2 separate regions of the Homo sapiens genome follow, and region 1 is linked to region 2. Evidence: chromatin loops called from intact Hi-C (ENCODE). Cell type or tissue: GM12878. All regions are shown on one strand. Each heading gives the region's core, and the rest is flanking DNA. Links, peaks and the distances in the headings are about the cores only.

What was found. Peaks named below come from ENCODE experiments on the same cell type or tissue, not always from the same donor. Only the 100,000 strongest peaks of a DNase experiment are listed, where the experiment ranks them.
Region 1: it touches region 2 in a loop (3-fold over the local background); 1 of 110 quality-filtered maps calls a loop at or near these places.

What each region holds. Positions count from the first base shown.
Region 1 is chr13:95,247,582-95,258,447 of GRCh38, forward strand. It overlaps ABCC4 (ATP binding cassette subfamily C member 4 (PEL blood group)), which reads right to left. Exons shown (of 31, transcript NM_005845.5): 2 at 62-172. Among named protein-coding and RNA genes, the nearest start is that of SNORD13G, 43 kb to the left of the region's middle. In GM12878, for the core only: no CTCF peak of the experiment used is centred there; no DNase peak of the experiment used is centred there; H3K27ac peaks cover 3,964 bases.
Region 2 is chr13:95,374,941-95,385,806 of GRCh38, forward strand. The region is part of intron 1 of LOC124903193 (a long non-coding RNA gene); the gene reads right to left. Among named protein-coding and RNA genes, the nearest start is that of ABCC4, 79 kb to the left of the region's middle. RefSeq lists a silencer at 5,783-5,832 and an enhancer at 6,113-6,162. In GM12878, for the core only: a CTCF peak has its summit at 5,935 (motif pointing left); a DNase peak (open chromatin) is centred at 5,901.

The DNA.
Region 1 (10,866 bases), core at 2,406-7,405, 130 kb before region 2:
CCACTCCCCACACACAGACACCCACGCTTCCTTAATGCCCACTTTACTGCCTCCGACTTACCCTTGCAACTCCTCTCCAAGGTGCTGTGAGCGGTCTTCTGGCAGCACTGAATACATATCATCTTCCTCTAATCTCCGTTTATGGCCAATTTTAAACAAGGGATTGAGCCACCTGTTAACAAGAGAAAAGAGACATATATCCAGAATTACACATCCGTGTTTAAGTAGACTCCTACCTCCATGGGTTTTGCTTAAACTTACCTTTAAAATACATACAGCTATATATAGACAGACAGATATGAATATATAGAGCTAGAGAGAGAAAAGTTAACATGTGCACACACACACACACACACACAGTCCCTAGCTCTATCCACAGACAGGCCCCAGAAGCAATGACACACCAGTAGCTGAGAGCATGCTGGTGCCCAGATCTTGGTTTCCAAAACCATTATTATCTAAAAGGAACCAGAGCTTCCTGAAGAAATAGCTGATTCAAAGGCTGGGGCAGAAAAAGATGGCCCATGAGATACCATACGATAAGGAAACATTCAAGGAATCAAGAGGATGGGCCCAAAGAACAGAGGACCCAGCTTGACGGGGTCCCACTAGACAAGTCTGTGATAATGGAAGCATCCAAATAAATCATGACAGCAATGAATTCTAACCCACTGAATAACAAAAGAATCCACGAATCCTTACTGAGACATAAATGGGGTAAGAAGGAAAAACTCTCAGATAAAGAATGATGAGGTTAGAAAACATTTTCAATGGGAGCTAAAACCAGTCAGTGAAGGTTTGATGGGACATTTACATAATCCAAAATTATCTAGGTACAAATTATTTATTAGTTACGAAAGGACAAAATAGTAATCTTGCAGAGGACAGAAAGAACTTATTCAAATATTTTGAGATTCTTTTTACTAAAAAAAAAGAAAAATCAAAATGGTCATCCATTAGGAATCACTTAAATGATATTAACATTATTAATCATTAAATGATAATAATTAACATCATTAATCATTAAATGATAATAATTAACATGCACCAGGCATAGTGGCTCACACCTGTAACTCCAGAGCTTTGGGAGGCTGAGGAGGGAGAATGGCTTGAGCCCAGGAGTTTGAGACCAGCCTACACAACATAGTGAGATGCCCACTTCTACTAAAAACTTATAAAGAAAAAGGCTGGGCAGTGGCTCATGCCTGTAACCCCAGCACTTTAGGTGGCTGAGGTAGGCGGATCACTTGAGGCCAGAAGCTCGAGACCAGCCCGGCAAAACCCCATCTCTAGTAAGAAAATATAAAAATTAGCGAGGTGTGATGACACATGCCTGTAATCCCAGCTACTCGGGAAGCTGCGGCACAAGAATCACTTGAGCCTGGGAGGCAGAGGTTGCAGTGAGCTGAGATCGATGCCACTGCACTCCAGTCTGGGCAACAGAGTGAGACTATCTCAAAACAATAAAAAATATAAATAATAATTAAAATTTAGCCAGATGTACTGGTGTAAGCCTGTGATCCCAGCTATTCCAGAGGCTGAGGTGGGAGGATGGACTGAGCTCAGGAGGTCAAGGCTGCAGTGAGCTGTGATCGCCACTGCACACCAGCCTGAGCAGAACAGCAAGGCTTTGTCTAAAAAAAAAAAAAAGAAGAAGAAACATATTTGTGCCCTATAAGGAAACCTCTAATAACTTTGATAGATGCAATTACTCAATTACACAAACTTCTTTCATCTTGGCTGTCTTATCTGGCCATGTGTCACCTTTAATAGGCATGTTTTATTTTAACATGGGGATTGTCTAATCTAGGAAGCCCTTCCCATGGGGAACCCACTGCCTGGTGGCTTCTGCCTGCAGTGAAATGGTGGGCTTTCAATGCCCCGTAAGATTGGAGCACACACTGCAGGGGTATCCAAGTTATGTTCAGGATTCCGGAAACCTCCTGCTGATCCAAACTAGCAATTCTAATTAACCCAATGGCAAGAAGAACTCATCAACTCACCTCTTTCTCCTCACCTCCTCCAAAATGTGTCCAGAAGACTGTAACCTAACCAGTCCAGCTTCAACTTAGGTGGGTTTCCCAGACATGCCTGAGATGACCTCTGCATGCCCGAGACCTCCCTTCCAGCAGAACCTCATACAGTATATTTCAGCAAGGACTTCTAAGTAAAATTCACTGGTGTCTTTTTGGACTAAAGAGGTTTTTTTAATCAGGGAATAAAACTGGCTCCAGGAAGTTAAAAAATTAAGGAAAGTGAGAATGGTAACTCTGTTCCACAGGCTGAACAGTTAACTGCATAACATTTAGAAATATTAACAAGGAGGGATGCCACTGTTGAGTTAAAGTATCTGCAATCAGAAGAGACCCAAAGCTTCTATTAGAGGATGACACAAATCAGTAAGGACTTAACAAGGACCCTCCTACTCTCTCTCATTGCCCAGATCTCAAAAAGCTGGGCTGAAAAGATGTGGGTACCAGCAAGAGCTAAAGGCTTTTGCCTGATGACAAAAGTCAACTTTGACAAGAGACTAAATTATCTTTGACCATCTATGTAAGGACTTTATACATGGAAATCTAAGTCAGTTGGCTCCTTAATACCAATGTGTCCCTGAGGGGGTCTAGTCAACAATTCCAGACCACTGCCAAATGAGCCATTCCTCCACCCAGTTCTGCCCCAGTAGCCCTTCTCTCCTCAGACTTAGTCTCTTCTCCCCCTTATCTCCCACAATACTTAGTACAGCAGCATCGCTTCCCTCCTAACTGTCCTACTAGGAGTACAATGCTTTCAGGGCAATGACTACTGCCATATTATTTGGAATCCCCATTATGCCTGGTATGTGATAGATACTCAATAAACAGTTATGGAAAGAATGAATGATTGTATTATTGAATAAGACAGATGGGTAGAGTACCTTGAGCAATGATCTAGGGTAAAATTCAATACAAACTCAATATAGCATAGTCGTGCTCAATGCCCAACACAGGAAGCCATCAGCTTCAGCAATACAGAGACATTCTCCACCCCAGGATCACAACCCCCAGCATCATTTCCAGCAAGCAGGAGTCTTAGACAAGGGTTAGTAGAGAGTTTTGTTATTTATTGTTGGTGGTGGTGGCATTTAGTTTTTGTTGTTTTTTCCCCCAAGGATTTGAGAAGTTCTGAATACTGGTTTCTTTTTTTTTTTTTTTTTTTTTTTTTGAGATGGAGTCTCACTCTGTTGCCCAGGCTGGATGGAGTACAGTGGAGCGATCAGAGCTCACTCAGATCCGATCAGAGCTCAGCAGTCTCAAACTTCTGAATTCAAGCAATCCTCCCACCTCTACCTCCCAAGTAGCTAGGAGTACAGGCACATGCCACTGTGCCTGGCTAATATTTTTATTTTTGATAGAGACCAGGTCTCTCTATGTTGCCCAGGCTGGTATCGAACTCCTGGGCTCAAGTGATCCTCCCACTTTGGCCTCCCAAAATTCTGGGATTACAGGCATGAGCCACCAAGCTTGGCCAATAGTGGTTTCTTAATGTGGTATAAGAGGGAAAACACAGGTCCCAGCTCCCTGTCTCTGTGACCCTGACCTGAGTCTTCAGTTTCTATGAGCTTCATGTTCCCCATAGCCACAAGTAAAGGAGGAAATAAAAGCTAACTTATCTTTGGTAAATCCCCTCACTTTCTCTTTCCCTCTCTCCTTTTGTCCCCTTTCAGCTCTCTTTTAGCCCTCTCTGCCTCCTTAAAGGCCCTTTCTATTTCTCTTCTCCTCCTCTTTCCTGACCTTTCTGTAACAACTGGCCATGATGGAACTAAAATAATTATTTCATTACTTGATACTCATTGAATCAAGATTGTTCTCTCTTTAATGGACAAGTTCAAAATTTTATATTCTTCAGAAGCCAAGCCTAATAAAACCTTTTTCAATGGATTATGCATTTGCATAACCCTAAAATTATAGTCTATCAAAGAAGAAAAGTTTCCCCCAACTTTATTAGAAATAAACAATACTAAAAGAAGAGACTAGGGAGGGAAGGTCCTCTCTGCTGTATACCTCCTGAACTTAGGCCTGGAATCACGGGATCCAGGAGGTAAGCGAGAAGGCAGGTTTGTGCTCAGACCTGCAGACAGCAAAGCTGTGAGCTAAGCTGAGAGTTTAGAGAACAAGGAAGGCTAAGGGCAGGTTGAATGAAATCCCCTGTGGCAGGCTACTGAAGGAGTTCACTTGTGTCTCTCGATGCTATACAGTCATCCCCCCATATCCACAGTTTCGCTTTCCACAGGTTGAGTTACCCACAGTTGACTGAAAAGATTAAATGGGAAATTCCAGAAATAATTCCTATGGCTTAAATTGCATACTATTCTGAGTAGCATGATGAAATCTCCCACAAACCCACCCAGGATGGGAATCCTCCCTCTGTCCAGCATTTCCATGCTACAGACGTCACCCACCTTTAGTCATTTAGTAGCCACCCTGGGCGCTCAGATCTATTGTCATGGCATCACAATACTGGTGTTCAAGTCACCCTTATTTTACTTAATAATGGCCCCCAAAGAGCAAGTACAAGGATGCTAGCCATTTGGATATGCCAAGGAGAAGCCACAAAGGCCTTCCTTTATGTGAAAAGGTTAAGGTTCTCAAGCCAATAAGAAAAGGAAAAAAAAATTGTATGCTGAGGTTGCTGAGATCTGGTTTAAGAGTGAACCTTCTATCAACGAAATGGTGAAGAGTATATTGTTGTAATTATTCTATTTTATTATCATTGTTAATCTCTTACTGTGCTCAATTTATAATATTAAACTTTACCATAGATATGTGTAAGTAGGGCCAGGTGTGGTGGCTCACACCTGTAATCCTAGCACTTTGGGAGGCCGAGGCAGGTGGATTGCCTGAGGTCAGCAGTTCAAAACCAGACTGGCCAGCATGGTGAAAACCCATCTCTACTAAAATACAAAAATTACCCAGGCGTGGTGGCAGGCACCTGTGATCCCAGCTATTTGGGAGGCTGAGGCAGGAGAATTGCTTGAAACTGGGAGGCAGAAGTTGCAGTGAGCTGAGATCGCACCTTTGCACTCCAGCCTAGGTGACAGAGCGAGACTGTCTCAAAAACAAAACAAACAAACCAACAAAGATATGTGTAAGTAGGAAAAAAAATCAGTAGGGTTCAGCACTATCCACGGCTTTAGGCAGCCACTGAGGTGAGGGTCTTCAATGAGGGTAGTTCCCCTGCCTCCTCGGACTGGGGGGACTACTGTACATCTATAAAGAGAGTGAAATAGATACACAGGACTTTAACTAGATGACCTTTATGTTTCCTTCCATGAACTTTCTCTATTTGGAAGCCACAAAATAGTAAAGGACTAGAATTCTGGTGCCAGGAATTCAACACTTATTTTAAACAGTATCTGCTGTCTGGTGACCACCCTAGACTCTGAACTTCTAATCTTGGTATCTTTAAATCTGAATGCCTTTTATTCCTCATTCAGTTTCCACTGTTCTTCCTCACCTTCCTGTGTTTCTAAGGAAAACACCTGAGAATGCCTCTCCCCTCCCCACGCCTCCACGATAGAAAGGTTAGTGCACGGCCAACCATGACTGCCCCGGGCTTTCTCCAAAACAGCTCCATTGAAGAAATGATGCTGAGTTTCCATTTTGCACACTGACCCTCCCATGGGGCTCACCCTCTGCCTTTACCTACGCTTAAATTTTCTCTGTAGCATCTGTCGCCATTTGAAAGGCTATTGCATTTCACTTTTTTTAAAAATCATGTTTTCCCCCCAGAGCATCTGGGTTTTTCTGTGTTGTTTGCTGCTAAGCCAACAACATGCTGGGCACATAGAAGGCACCTAGATTTGTCACATGAATGAGCACATCCTCCAAAAATCCCCAAATTTGGCCTGGCATGATGGCTCATGCCTGTAATCCCAGCACTTTGGGAGGCCGAGACAGGTGGATTACTTGAGGTCAGGAGTTCGAGACCAGCCTGGCCAGCATGATGAAACCCCGCCTCTACTAAAAATACAAAAATTAGCCGGGCGTGGTGGAGGACACCCGTAATCCCAGCTACTCGGGAGGCTGAGGTAGGAGAATCGCTTAAACCCAGGAGGCAGAGGTTGCAGTGAGCCGAGACTGCACACTGCACTCCAGCCTGGGCGACAGAGCGAGACCCCATCAAAAAAAAAACAACACAGAAACAAAAACAAATTTAATATAAACTCCAAAATCCATCTTCAGAGACAAGTCTCCATATAAACATAATACATGGAAGGTTAAGTGTTCCTTCAAATGTGGGCAATACTCTCATGCAAATTTTTGTATAAAGTGGATTTTTCTCTTTTTTTTGAGACAGGGTCTCACTCTCTTACCCAGGCTGGAGTGCAGTGGCGCAATCATACCTCACTACAGCCTCAACCTCCCAGGCCCAAGCGGTCCTCTCACCTCAACCTCCCAAGTAGCTGGGATAACAAGGCACGTGCTACCATGCCCGGCTATTTTTTTAAGTATATTTTTGTAAAGATAGAGTCTCATTATATTGCCCAGGCTGGTCTCAAACTCCTGGCCTCAAGTAATCCCCCCACCTTGGCCTCCCAAAGTGTTGGGATTATAGGCATGAGCCACTGCGCCTGGCCTAAAGGGGGTTTTATAAACAGAACTGGTAACACTTTACTTTCTACCTGACACTACACACAGAATTTCTCAGAGTATTATATGTTTTTTCTAAATCTAGTCTTAATAAGCTTTCAACCTCTTTATATATATAAAATAGTTTTCTGAAATGATGGTCATAATTTTGCTTAAAAAAAAACACAAAAAACATTGCTAGTGCCTAAGGGCACATACAATACCCCTGACTCATAACCAACTGCTGATTCAACACCTCCTCCTCTTGGGTGTCTGATAAGCATATCAAACTAAATAATGTCCAAACAGAACACCTTTTCATCCCACAAAAAAATCCTGCTCCTCCCAGGCTTCTCCCTCTCAGTTATCAGCCGTCACATCTTTCCCCTTGCCCAGATTTTCCAAAGAAAAGAAAACCTTCAGGTGACTCTGCAGCCCATCCCTTCTTTGTCACTCTTTGATAGGACACATCTAAGCCATCCAAGTCCTATTACTTCAACATGCAAAGTATATCCAGAAACAGTCACATTGACCCTATAAGGCTCACCCTCTGCCCCTGCCCAAGCTTAAATTTTCTACTCAGCACCTGTCAACATTAGAAGGGCTATTATATTTCACTTTTTTGAAATCATGTTTTCCCCTGGAGGCATCTAGGCTCCACAAGGATGGGGTTTTTCTGTGTTGTTTGCTGCTAAGCCACCCACACCTACAACATGCTGGGCACATAGAAGTCACCCAGATTTGTCACGTGAATGAACACATCCTGTAAAAATTACCTATTTTAACATATTTAAACTCCAAAATCCATTACGAGTCCATGATATCAACTTCTCAGTTACAAATATAAATATTAAATAATTTACAGATATAAGTAAGTCTGCAATAGCAAAAGTTTCCTAAAGGCCTGGATTCTGCAAATGGGTTTCAGAAAGAGGGTGCAAGGACACACACCAGTGCAAATGTGCATTTTCTCGTAGGTAAGTGACTGAGTGCTGGGGAGGAAGGAATGGTGTAGCCCACCGCCAGCACACTTCTCGTGTAACACTCCAGCAATTCTGCTCAGACCCCAAAACCTGAATGCCTAAAAGAAAACAAAATCCTTCCAAAGTTCACCAGGGCCTCTGTCCTTACAAAGTTTCCCATGGCCTGGCTCCAAGGGGAGCCCGACACACCTGATTTCTTCAATCTCCTCCCATTCTCTGTAGTCCAAAATAGCCATTCTCCATGCCCTAAAGTTCAACGATCACCAGACACTAAAGTTCAACGATCACCAGACACAGGCATCGCTGGAATGGATCTCGCGTGAGGGTAGAGCACCCACACCACAGGTGTTCTCAACATGGTCCCAACCCAGCTTATCTCGGCCCATGACCAAGTAAATTAAACTCAGGTGGCACCTGTAAAGCTGTGATCTTCTGTTATTTTTCCTCTAACGTTCCTCCCTTCCTAAAACACGCTCAAAGCCCATTTTCTCATCCCTTCCCGCTTCACTCTACTACCTGTTGTTTCTATGTCAACCTAAGCAACAGGCAATGTGGACCCTGTCCACCTCTCTTCCGGGTCCCCCAACCCCCCTCCACACCTGCACTCTGGGTTCAACATGGGTCCTTCCATGCCATAGGCACCTCAGAGATTTCCTACTACGGAGCTTCAAAGCCTTCTCTGGTTCATCCACAGCCTTCTTGTCTCCCTGTTCTCCCACCAGCTAATCCATGCCTTTCACTTCTTCACAGGGCCCTCACTTTATAATCCCATCTTCCCAGCACTTTCCCACACGACAACCAGTACCAAGCATCTACAGCCATTGTGCATGATTAGCCATCTTAGTCTTCTTCCTTAAAAAAAGATGCACTTGGCATATTTGTACACAATTTAGTAACAGAATAAAATGAAGAAATGTGAGTAAGATTTTTTTTTAAGAGACAGGTTCTCACTTTGTCACTCAGGCTGGGGTGCAGCGGCATAATCATAGCTCATTGAAACTCCTGGGCTCAAGCAACCCTCTCGCATAGCTGAGACTGGAGGTGCATGCCATCATGCCCGGCTAAGTGAGTAGGATATTAATTATTTCTGCAGCCCAAGTTATGCGGCTGACTCATAAGGAGATGAAAGCATTGTTCATTGCAACTAGCAAGTGAAGGATCTGACGACTAGCCAGAGATGCCATACTATATAGTCAGCAAGGCCCGTGTGGCCACCTGCTAGATGCAGGGCTCATTGTTGCCAAGATCCTTCTGAGCCCATCAGTGTATGATGTTGACTATCCTCTGAAAATCAGGCCATTGGCCGGGGACTGTGGCTCACGCCTGTAATCCCAACACCTTGGGAGTCTGAGGCAGGAAGATTGCTTGAGCCCAGTAGTTTGACACCAGCCTGGACAACATGGCAAAACCCTGTCTCGACAAAAACATACAAAAAACTGGCCAGGTGTGGTGGCAGGCACCTGTAGTCCCAGCTACTCAGGAGACTGAGGTGGGAGAATCACCTGAGCCTGGGAAGTCAAGGCTGCAGTGAGACGTGATCGTCTCATTGCCCTCCAGCCTGGGTGACAGAGTGAGACCCTGTCTCAAAAAAAAAGAAAAAAGAAAAATCAAAAAAAAAATCTGGACATTAATTAGTGCCTGTTCAAATCAAGCGCTTTCTTCCAAACGATTAAACTTCATCTCTCATAAGAGATGACATAGTTCTCTCTTGCTTCCAAGCTCAAATAAGCACTTGCCAGACTAAGGAATAAGACTCCTTAACAAAGCGAGCATCTGAAGCTACTCATTTAAGTTTGCGCACCAAGAAGCACAGAGAATAATATACAATTGATCCTTGAACAATGCAGGGATTGGGGTGCCAACCCCCTGTGCAACCAAAAAACCACATATTAATTTTTGACTCCCCAAAACCTTAACTAGTAATAGCCTACTGTTGGCTGGAAGCCTTACCAGTAACATAAAGTTGATGAACACATATTTTGTATGCTCTATGTATTATATACTACATTCTCACAATAAAGTAAGCTAGAGAAAGGAAACCGCCATTAAGACAATCATTGTGGAAAATCATTGAGGAGAAGATACACATGGAAGTGGATCATCAAAGGTTTTCATCCTCATCATCTTCACATTGAATAGGCTGAAGAGGAAGAGGAAGATGAGGGATTGGCCTTGCTGTCTCAGAGGTGGAAGAGGCTGAAGAAAATCTGCACGTAGGCCGGGCGCAGCACACGCCTGTAATCCCAGCACTTTGGGAGGCCGAGGCGGGTGGATCACTTGGGGTCAGGAGTTCAAGACCAGCCTGGCCAACAATGGTGAAACCCTGTCTCTATAAAAATACAGAAAAATTAGCCGGACATGGCGGTGCACATCCCAGCTACTCAGGAGGCTGAGACAGGACAATCGCTTGAACCCAGGAGGCAGAGGTTGCAGTGAGCCAAGATCATGCCATTGCACTCCTGCCTGGGCAACAGAGTGAGACTTCATCTCAAAAAAAAAAAGAAAGAAAAAGAAAAAAAAAGAAAATCTGCACATAAGTGGACTCTTGCAGTTCAAACCCTTGTTGTTCAAGGGTCAACTGTGCTTCACTGGGGTCAAAGAATTGCTCTGGAAGCTGAATTACATGCATGTGAACATGTAATTCACACTTCTCAAGGCTAAACAACTGATAGAATTTAGTCAGTTATCTTGATGCTTTCCCAGATTGCTCAAAGTTTATCTGTCCCTGGGAAATAAATATGAGTGTCTTTAATTTAAGACATGTGTCACGTAACTCAGCGCACAGCCATGCCCCACACATAAGCCTCACTTATGTGAGCCCACACATGCCTGCAGGAGCGCCAACATGCCTTTCCAGGTGCATTTGTCCCAACAAGAACCAGATCCCATTTGTCCCAACAAGAACCCTTTCTCTCTACACCTTTGCCTCCATCACTGTGGCCCAAGGCACCATGAATTTTCAGGACCCCAACAGCCTGCTAGCTGGCCTACCCACCTTCACCCTTGGTTTCCCTGTGATCTTTCAATAGAAAAGCCAGAGTGGATTCTTAAAAATATCATGCCATGCTGCTCTCCTGCAGTAGAAAAACAATGAAACTCATGGTGGGGTGCTGTGCTTGACTGGGTCCCCTTCGTTCAGTGTTCCAGCCACCCTGGCCTGATGTGTTTCTGACAGTCTCCCACATTCCCGTTTGTCCCCTTGCGTGCGAGCAAATGCTTTTCCCCATCTTCTCCCATGATTAGATCTTCTCTCCTGCAGGTCTCAATCCCCAGAA
Region 2 (10,866 bases), core at 3,941-8,940:
CATCTAGCCTGTGGAATCACTGTCTCTTCCACCTGCACACCTGCAAGGCCCTTCACCCAGATCCTTACCTCCTTCTCATTCAGATTGCAGGTATGAAGTCATCTCCTGAGAGAAGCTTTCCCTGACCACAACAATCTCACACCTTACAACATCCATAAACTCACCACCCAATTTTACTTTCTTCAGATCTCTAGTTATTATCTGAAATTATCCGTGCGTCTTCTTTATTGTCTATCTCTCCACTAGAACATGAGTTCTGTAGGAGCTATGACTTTGCCTTGTTTTGTTTGCCATCTACAGCAGAGCCTAGTATATAAAAGAAGATTAACAAATATTTGCTGAATGAATGAATGAAAGTTATCTTCAATTTATAAGGAGAACTACGAAACACTGCTGAGAGAAATCATAGATGATACAAACAAATGGAAACCCATCCCATGATCATGGATTGTAAGAACCAATATCATGAAAATGCCTGTACTGCCCAAAGCAATCTACAGGTTCAGTGCAATTCCTATCAAAATACCAATATCATTTTTCACAGAATTAGAAAAAACAATTCTAAAATTCCTATGACACCAAAAAAGACCCCAAATGCAAAGAAATCCTAAGCAAAAAGAACAAATCTGGAAGCATCACATTACTCGACTTCAAATTACACTACAAGGCTATAGTTACCAAAACAGCATGGTACTGATATAAAAGTAGACATATAGACCAATGGAACACAATAGAGAACCCAGAAATAAAACCAAATACTTACAACCAGCTGATCTTCAACAGAGCATACAAACACATAAATTGCAGAAAGGACACCCTATTTAATAAATGGTGCTGGGAAAACTGGTAAGCCACATGTAGAAGAATGAAACTGGATCCCTGTCTCTCACTTTATACAAAAATAAACTCAAATCAACTCAAGATGGATCAAAGACTTAAATCTAAGACCAGAAACCATAAAAATTCCAGAAGAAAAGCCTAGGAAAAACTCTTCTGAACATTGACCTATGCAAAGAATTAATGACTAAGACTCAAAAGCAAACGTAACAAAACAAAAAATAAACAAATGAGACCTTACTAAACTAAAAAGCTTTAATACAACAAAAGAAATAATCACCAGAGTAAACAGATAACCCACAGAATGGGAGAAAATATTTGCAAACTATACATCTGACAAAAGACTAATATCCAGAATCTACAAGGAACTCAAACAAATTAGCAAGGAAAAAAAACAAGTAATCCCATCAAAAAGTGGGTAAAAGACGTGAATAGATATTTCTCAAAAGAAGATATACAAATGGCTAACAAATATATGAAAAAATGCTCAACATCACTAATCATAAGAGAAATGCAAATTAAAACCACAACGAGGTACCACCTTCTGCAAGAACAGCCATTATTAAGAAGTCCAAAAACAATAGATATTAGCATGAATGTGGTGAAAAGGGAACGCTTATACACTGTTAGTGAGAAAGTAAATTAATACAATCTCTCTCTCTTTTTTTTTTTTTTTTTGAGACAGAGTTTTGCTCTTGTTGCCCAGGCTAGAGTGCAATGGTACGATCTCGGCTCACCGCAACCTCCGCTTCCCGGGTTCAAGCAGTTCTCCTGCCTCAGCCTCCCAAGTAGCTGGGATTATAGGCATGCACCACCATGCCCGGCGCCCGGCTAATTTTATATTTTCAGTAGAGTCAGGGTTTCTCCATGTTGGTCAGGGGGATCTCAAACTCCCGACCTCAGGCAATCCACTCGCCTCGGCCTCCCAAAGTGCTGGGATTACAGACGTAAGCCACTGCACCCGGCCAATTAATACAATCTCTATGGAAAACAATACGTGGTCGGGCATGATGGCTCATGCCTATAATCCCAGCATTTTGGGAGGCTGAGCTGGGTGGATCACTTGAGGTCGGGAGTTCGAGACCAGCCTGGCCAGCATGGTGAAACCCCATCTCTACTAAAAATACAAACATTAGCTGGCATGAGAGCATGCGCCTGTAGTCCGAGCTACTTGGGAGGCTGAGACAAGAGAATCGCTTGACCCAGGAGGTGGAGGTTGCAGTGAGCCAAGATCACGCCACTGCACTCCAGCCTGGGAGACAGACAGAGACTCTGTCTCAAGAAAAAAAAGAAAAGAAAAGGCAGATTTCTTAAAAAATAAAAGTAGATCTATCTGCCTTTGGAGTCCAGGAGAATAAAATAAAAAAAGAAAAAGTAAATCTATCCGTGGGATTGATCCAGCCATCTCACTACTGGATATCTACCTAAAAGAAAAGAAGTCATTATATAAAAAAGACAGCTGCATGTGTAATGTTATTGCAGCACAATTCACAATTGCAAAAATATGGAACCCACCTAAGTGTCCATTGACCAAAGATGAAGAAAATGTGGTATATATACAACATGGAATACTACTCAGACATAAAAAAAGAATAATATGTCTTTTGTAGCATCTTGGATGGAGCTGGAAGCCATTATTCTAAATGAAGTAATTCAGGAATGGAAAAGAAGAGAGTAGGAAGGGCATAATCGTTTATAAAATTATCTTTGGGAACCTGGTTTAAGGATGACTTTCCTGCCAAATTAGATGACTCTTGCTCCATTTTGATCTCATTAATTTATTTTTATTTTATTTATTTATTTGTTCTTTTCTTTGAGACAGGGTCTCACTCTGTTGCTCAGGCTGGAGTGCAGTGGTGTAATAATGGCACACTGGAGCCTCAACTTCCCAGACTCTAGCAATCTTCCCGCCTCAGCCCCCCAAGTAGCTGGGACAACAGGTGTGCACCACCACGCCTGGCTAATTTTTGTATTTTTTGTAGAGTCGGAGCCTTACTATCTTGCCCAGGCTTGTCTCAAACTTCTAAACTCAAGCAATCCACCTGCCTCAGCCTCCCAAAGTGATGGGATTACAGGTGTGAGCCACTGTGCCCAGAATTTTTATTCTTTTTTATACTGTTTCCTCTAACTGCACAATATATTTTTTTTTGAGCCAAGTTCTCTCTGTCACCCAGGCTATAGTGCAGTGGTGTGATCTCAGCTTGCTGTAACCTCTAACTCCTGGGCTCAAGTGAAGTGATCCTCTCCCATTCAGCTTCCTGAATAACAGGGACTGCAGGCACCAGCCACAATGCCCAGCTAGGTTTTTTTTTATTTTTGTAGAGACAGAATCTCGTTATGTTGGCCAGGCTGGTCTTGAACTCCTGGCCCCAAGCGATCTTTCTCCCTAGGCCTCCCAAAGTGCTGGGATTACAGGTGTGCCACTGTGCTCGGCCAAGCTTTTTTTTTTTTTTTTTTTTAACCAACTCTTGGAAAGAAAATTTGTGAATGTGCTTCCAGAAAGTAATATTTCTCATTAACTTAGTCCCTCCCATAATTGTGCACTTGCCTGGTTATTTCTCACCAAAGAAATTAACAGCTAATTTGTCAGCAAAGTGGCTAAATTGCCAGCTTTACAGACTGCCTTATTAACACTTCTAAAATTTATTATTAACATTTTACAAGATCCTAATCTGTATTGTCACAAGAACTCTCCACAGTGGCCTAACAAATCCAATGTTTTCAACCAAAATATATACTGCCATTGTAAACCATTTACACATTGCACACCTTCTCTACACAAAATAAATGGGGACGTGCCCTAAATTGCCTTGCATTCTAGAAATTGTTGATATTCAGCCTCATAACTGCCATGCTGTAATCTTTCCTTTACCACTGAGGCTGAAAGTATGCAAACTATATGTCTCAGACTCACCTGACCGGTGAATTCTGATGGATGCCATGAGAGGCATCCATCCAGATTAGAAAGTGGAGGAAGGTTGTGCAATTCTGTTTCTGGCAGAGGTGTTGGCAGGAGTTCTGGGCCATGGGTTGCTGTTGGGTATCAGTAACAGGGAGCAATCCCAGGCTCCAAGTGTCCTGCCCTGTAAATATAAAGGGCAGCTCTAGCCTGGCTGTAGGCTTGGGGCTCTGGATAACACAACTGTCCCTGTAAGCTCCTCCAGCCCAGGAGCAGTAGCAGCTGCCTGCAGGGTGACACCACCCTTCCCCATTTGTTCCTATAGGTCTCCTAACCCTTTTTGTAACCAATTCCCTGTTTCAAGTGCTCCTATGCTTGAAAGGCATGTGTGTCAGGCACCAAAGGCTGGATGAGACAAAAAGAGCAGGAGTAATTTATATGAAAGAGCTTGACTCAGTGGGCCTCCAGTATAGGAGGCAAGTTGTTGAAGGTGTCAAGTCCAAGTACAAATACAGTCACACCACTTTCGTTTTTCCATCAAAACACTACTCCGTTAACCAGAATGGAGTACCCACCTATTCCATTAACCAGAAGTCCAGTGTGCCCTGCTCTTCTTGGAATAACTTCACACACACTCTCCTACCAGCCTGCTGCAGTGTTTAAGAAACCTGGGATTTTAATATTATTCAGTGCAGAAGAATGGTTTTTGAAATACATATCGTCAGGTTTTTCTGGACTGGATACTAACTGATACAGTGTTTGGTACCAGAATGGTATAAAAAGAAATGACCGGCCGGGCACGGTGACTCATGCTTGTAATCCCAGCACTTTGGGAGGCCGAGGCAGGTGGATCACCTGAGGTCAGGAGTTCGAGACCACCCTGGCCAACATGGTGAAACCCCATCTCTACTAAAAAATACAAAAATTAGCCAGGCTTGGTGATATGCCCCTGTAGTCCCAGCTACTCGGGAGGCAGAGGCAGAAGAGTCTCTTGAACCCGGGAGGCAGAGGCTGCAGTGAGCTAAGATTGCATGACTGCACTCCAGTCTGGGCAACAGAGAGAAACTCCATCTCAAAAAAAATAATAATAATAGTAATAATTTGTTCGGCCAGGTGCAGTGGCTCACACTTGTAATCCTGGCATTTTGGGAAGCCGAGACAGGCAGATGACAAGGTCAGGAGTTCGAGACCTGCCTGGCCAATATGGTGAAACCCCGTCTCTACAAAAAATACAAATTAGCCGGGTGTGGTGGCAGGCACCTGTAGTCCCAGCTACTCGGGAGGCTGAGGCAGGAGAGTCGCTTGAACCTGGGAGGCGGAGGTTGCAGTGAGCCGAGATGGTGCCATTGCACTCCAGCCTGGGTGACAGTGCGAGATTCCACCTCAAAAACAAACAAACAAACAAACTCTGGTTTCTGGTAGCCATAGGACTAATAAAGACCCAAGTTTTGGTGGTTTGGGTTGCAGAATTAATTTTTTTAAATTTTTATTTATTTATTTATTTTTGAGACAGAGTCTCATTCTGTCGCCCAGGCTGGAGTGTAATGGCACAATCTGGGCTCACTGCAACCTCTGCCTCCTGGGTTCCTGCCTCAGCTTCCTGAGTAGCTGGGATTACAGGCACGTGCCACCACACCCAGCTAATTTTTGTAGTTTTAATAGAGATGGGGTTTCGCATGTTAGCTAGGCTGGTCTCAAACTCCTGACCTCAGGTGATCCACCTTCCTCGGCCTCCCAAAAGTGCTGGGATTACAAGCGTGAGCCGCTGTGCCTGGCCGAGGTTGCAGAATTATGATAAACTGATTTAGAAGCTGATGCAGGACAAGGAACCCCCAAAACTGGGGCTTAGCCTAGGAATGTTCTTGGCTTCCTCCAGGAAAGAATTCAAGGGCAAGCCGGTAGTATCAGATGACAATCTTTTATTGAATGGTCTTGTTCCTTGTGGAGCAGGGATAACTCATGGGCAGTGTCCCCAGCCTCTGCAGAGTACGGGCTGTTGGGAACTATATTTATGCCCACTTTCGACTATATGCAAATTAAGGAGTGGGTTAATGCAAATTGAGGAGAGCGTTGTTTAGAACTTTCTAGGAAAAGGGCGGTAACTTTTGGGTCCTTGCCCTGGCATTTGTAAGCTGTCATGGGCTGATGGGAGTGTCTTAACGCTAATGAGCAGCGAGGGCAGCCAGAGGTTTCCTTTGGTGCCACCTGCTGGTTCCTGCCAGCTTCTCCCTTTTTTCTCATGTGGAAACTGGGGCATAAATTGAGAACTGAGACCTTGAGAAATTTTTTTTTTTTTGAGACAGAGTCTCGCTCTTTCAGGCTGGAGTGCAGTGGCGAGATCTCAGCTCACTGCAACCTCCGTCTCCCTGGTTCAAGTGATTCTCTTGTCTCAACCTTCCAAGTAACTGGGATTACAGGCGAGGGCCACCACGCCCAGCTAATTTTTGTATTTTTAGTAGACTTTACCAGCTTGGTCAGGCTGGTCTCAAACTCCTGACCTCAAATGATCCACCCGCCTCGGCCTCCCAAAGTGCTGGGATTACAGACGTGAGCCACAGCGCCTGGCCAATTTTTTTTTTTTAACATTTTTTCCTTTTTTTTTTTTTTTTGTAGAGACAGTCTCCCTGTGTTACCCAAGCTGGTCTCTAGAACTCCTAGGCTTAAGCGATTCTCCCACCTCCGCCTCTCAAAGTGTTGAGATTACAAGTGTGAGCCACTGCAGCTGGCTGAGAATTGGGGATATTTGTGTGGATTTGGAAGAATATAAAAATCTTGAGAAACACCAAAGGCCCTGAATACCCATTGCAAGTGGAATCACGCTTCTCTCCCATTTCTGAGAAGACTAGGCTCCTTTTCCAGGGTGAAAACACCCCGTTAGTTGGAGTCTGTTCTATGTGATGGGGCATGTGCTTTGAACCAGCAATCAAAATAATATTTCTCTCATAGTCAGAATACAGGTCCAGGAATCAAGTGGTACAAGTTGGAATAGCTCCTCTCACTGTTAAATTTAGTAGTCCTAAGTTTTGCTTCCTGCTCCTGAATATTTTTGTGTTTTTTTACATCTTTTTTTTTCTTTTTTTGAGACAAGGTCTCACTTTATCTCCCAGGCTGGAGTGCAGTGGCACAATCTTGGCTCACTACAGACTCAAATTTCTGGGCTCAGATGATCCTCCCACCTCAGCCTCCCAAGTAGCTGGGACTCTACAGGCACACATCATCATACCCAGCTAATTTTTTAATTTTTTGTAGAGACAAGGTCTCGCCATGTTGCTTACGTTAGTCTCAAACTCCTGGACTCAAGCAATCCTCCTGCCTTGACCTCCCAAAGTGTTAGGATTACAGGTGAAGGCCACTGTGCCTGGCCTTACGGGTCATTCTTTATTTCCAAGAGAAGAATGCTTCCACCAAGGGACACATTATTGGTTCCAAGTGAACCAACTATTTGGGACTCTTTATGTCACTGAACCAATATGCAAAGAAAGAGGCAAATTACTGACTGGAGTAATTAATTCCAATTACAAGAAGACGTAGAGTTGTTACTACATAGTGGAGCAGGGAAGACTAAGTCCAAAAACCTCTCTGAATGATTTTTTTTTTGAGACAGAGTCTCAAAAAAAAATTGAGCAATCTTGGCTCACTGCAACCTCCATCTCCCAGGTTCAAGTGATTCTCCTGCTTTAGACTCCTGAGTAGCTGGGATTATAAGTGTGCGCCACCATGCCCAGATAATTTTTGTATTTTTAGTAGAGACAGGGTTTCACCGTCTTGGTCAGGCTGGTCTCAAACTCCTGACCTCAGGTGATCCACCTGCCTCAGCCTCCCAAAGTACTGGGATTACAGGCATGAGCCACCGTGCCTGCCCTCTGAATGATTCTTAATACCTCCAAGTCCAGTAGTAACAGTTAAAAGAATTATTGCATCAACTCAATGAAGCCTGAGTGACTAGGATTCTGATTCATCAAGAATGAAGGTTTATGTCACACCATAAGGTAAAGAATCCCAGCTAGCTGTGTTCCTTGCTGTGGTCAAAGAGAAGACAAAATTGGTAGTTGAAAAAATTATAAATATCAACTAAAGCCTTATGCTCAGTTACAAAAATGAGGACTGTAGCAGCTATGCATATTTTCTACTTTGCTTGTTATACACTTATTATTTATATAAGAATTATTGATGGAGTTTAAGTTTATAATCTATTCTTTAGGTAAAAGAATATTCCAGGCTGGGCGTTGTGGGTCATGCCTGTAATCTCAGCACTTTGGGAGGCCAAGGAGCCCGCATCACTTGAGTCCAAGAGTTTGAAACCAGCTTGGCCAATATGGTGAAACCCCATCTCTACTAAAAACACAAAAATTAGTCAGGCGTGGTGTCACATGCCTGTAGTCTCAGCTACTCAGGGAGGATGAGGTGGGAGGATTGGCTGAGCCCGGGAGGCAGAGGCTACAGTGGGCCAAGATTGTGCCACCGTACTCTAGCCTGGGTGACAGAGTGAGACTCTGTCTTAAAAACAAAACAAAACAAAACAAAAAACAAAAGAATATTCCAGTGGGATGATGACTGAACTAGAAAATAATTAACATAAACTAGAGACAGACTGAGTTATTGTTTAATGGGTACAGAGTTTCAGTTGGGGAAAATAAAAAAGTTCTGGAGATGGATGGTGGTGATGGTTGTATAACAATGTGAATGTACTTAATGCCACTAACATGAACATTTAAGAATGGTTAAGATGAGCTGGGCGTGGTGATGTGCACCTATAATTCCAGCTACTCTGGAGGCTGAGGTAGGAGGATCCAGACCAGCCCGGGCAACATAGCGAGACCTCATCGCTAAAAAGAATAAATGGTTACAATGGCAAATTTTATGTGCTGTATAATTTACTACAACTTTTTAAAAAGCACAAAACTATTATAGGATGCAAATTGGGATTCAAATATGAGTAGAAGGGTATGGCATAGTCAAAGGAGAAGGGAAAATTAGTAATCTAGTATCTCTTAGCCCTAAACCCACCCTTTCTCTCTCTGTTACCCTCTCTAGCATGTTGGGGCTGGAGTTCTGTACACCAGGCATCCCAGCCCCTGGGCCACTGGCCAGTTAGGAACTGGGCTGCACAGCAGGAGGTGGGTGGTGAGCTAGCAAGCGAACCTTCATCTGTATTTACAGCTGCTCCCTATCACTCTCATTACTGCCTGAGCTCCGCCTCCTATCAGATCAGCAGGGCATTAAATTCTCATAGGAGCACGAACCCTATTGCAAACTGTGCTTGTGAGGGATCTGGGTTGCCCCCTCCTTATGAGAATCTAATGCCTGATGATCTGTCCCTGTCTCCCATCACCCCCAGATAGGACTGTCTAGTTGCAAGAAAACAAGCTCAGGGGTCCCACTGATTCTACATAATGTTAAGTTGTATAATTATTTCATTATATATTACAATGTATTTTTTACTTTTATTTTATTATTATTATTATTGATATGGAATCTCACTCTGTTGTCCAGGCTGGAGTGCAGTGGCACGGTCTTGGCTCACTGTAACCTCTGCCTCCCAGGCTCAAGCAATTCTCCTGTCTCAGCCTCTCAAGTAGCTGGGATTACAGGCACCTGCTACCATGCCTGGCTAATTTTTGTATTTTTATTAGTGACAAGGTTTTGCCATGTTGGCCAGGCTGGTCTCAAACTCATGACCTCAGGTGATCTGCCCGCCTCGGACTCCCAAAATGCTGGGATTACAGATGTGAGCCATCGCACCCAACCTAAAATGGTAATTTTTGAAGAGAAATTGAGCATGTTCCAGAAGTGAAGAAAAGCAGGGGCTCCCAGGTCAAATAAGATTTAAAATGACAATAAATCATGATAAACATAATTATGCCGGAGGTAGAAAGAAATTATTTGGGCAGATAGTGAGGGCAACAGAGTCCTCACTGGAATTTCCCTTCTAACCAAAAGCAGCCCAAGACATAATTTTTTTTTTTTTTTTTTTTTTGAGATGGCGTTTCGCTCTTGTTGTCCAGGCTGGAGCGCAATGGCGCAATCTCGGCTCACCGCAACCCCCACCTCCCAGGTTCAAGCGATTCTCCTGCCTCAGCCTCCTCAGTAGCTGGGATTACAGATGTGCACCACCACGCTGGCTAATTTTGTATTTCTAGTACAGACAGGGTTTTCTCCATGTTGGTCAGGCTGGTCTTGAACTCCTGACCTCAGTTGAACCACCCTCCTCGGTCTCCCAAAGTGCTGGGATTACAGGTGTGAGTCACCGTGCCTGGCATCTATCCAACATTTAAAACCAAACAATTAAAACTAATTTTAAGGGAGGCCTAGAGCATTGGGAGGGGTGGTCATGGCAACTTTTCCTACCTGTCACAATTTTAGGGGGCCTGGTTCTGGCAAAAACGCTATGATGATTGTTTTTGCATCATGTTCCATGCCCCATACCCCAATTTAAAAGCAGAGAGAAGTAACAAATCAATACCTCTGACCCTCATCCCATTTCTGTCCCCTCCCCTCCTTCACTTGCTCTTATGGGTAAAGCTGCTCAAATATCAAGAAACATACTTTTAAACCACGTATAAGTTCACTTCAGAATGATTTTGAGTCTGTGGTAGAACTCTGGAGAAGTCCTGAATCCATTTGAAGCCCACGGGCAGGATACAAGGGCAGATGGGAAGAGAAGGGCGGAGATGATGGCAGAAGTGGACAGGGGAGGATCTGCTAGGAGGCTTGGGAGCTCTCATTCAAACTCTCTCCATCATTGTCTCCCACTCTTAGGCATAAGTCCACTCAAACATCAGGAGGCTGGTTGCAGAGGCATGGTGATCTTCTGCTGGCCTCAGCCTCGATCTTCTGGGGAAGGCAATGAGGAATTTGCTGTATCTCTGAAACCACCCTTGCAAAATTATGACAGTGAGCAAATCTGACATGGTTGACTCCATCTTGCTTCTGACCTTCAGGCTGTCTTTGGGCATTCCTGGGTGTAGGCTAAGCCAACTTTGGGAGGAATTTAGTTTATAGTTTAACTTTGAAACAAGGATGATGACAGTCCACTCTAAAATGAATCCTCTCCCTGTTTTCAGGGCTGAAACCACCTTTGTAAGACTAACAAGAGGTCCTAAAATAAGTGTGGTTTCTGTAAGCCCTTA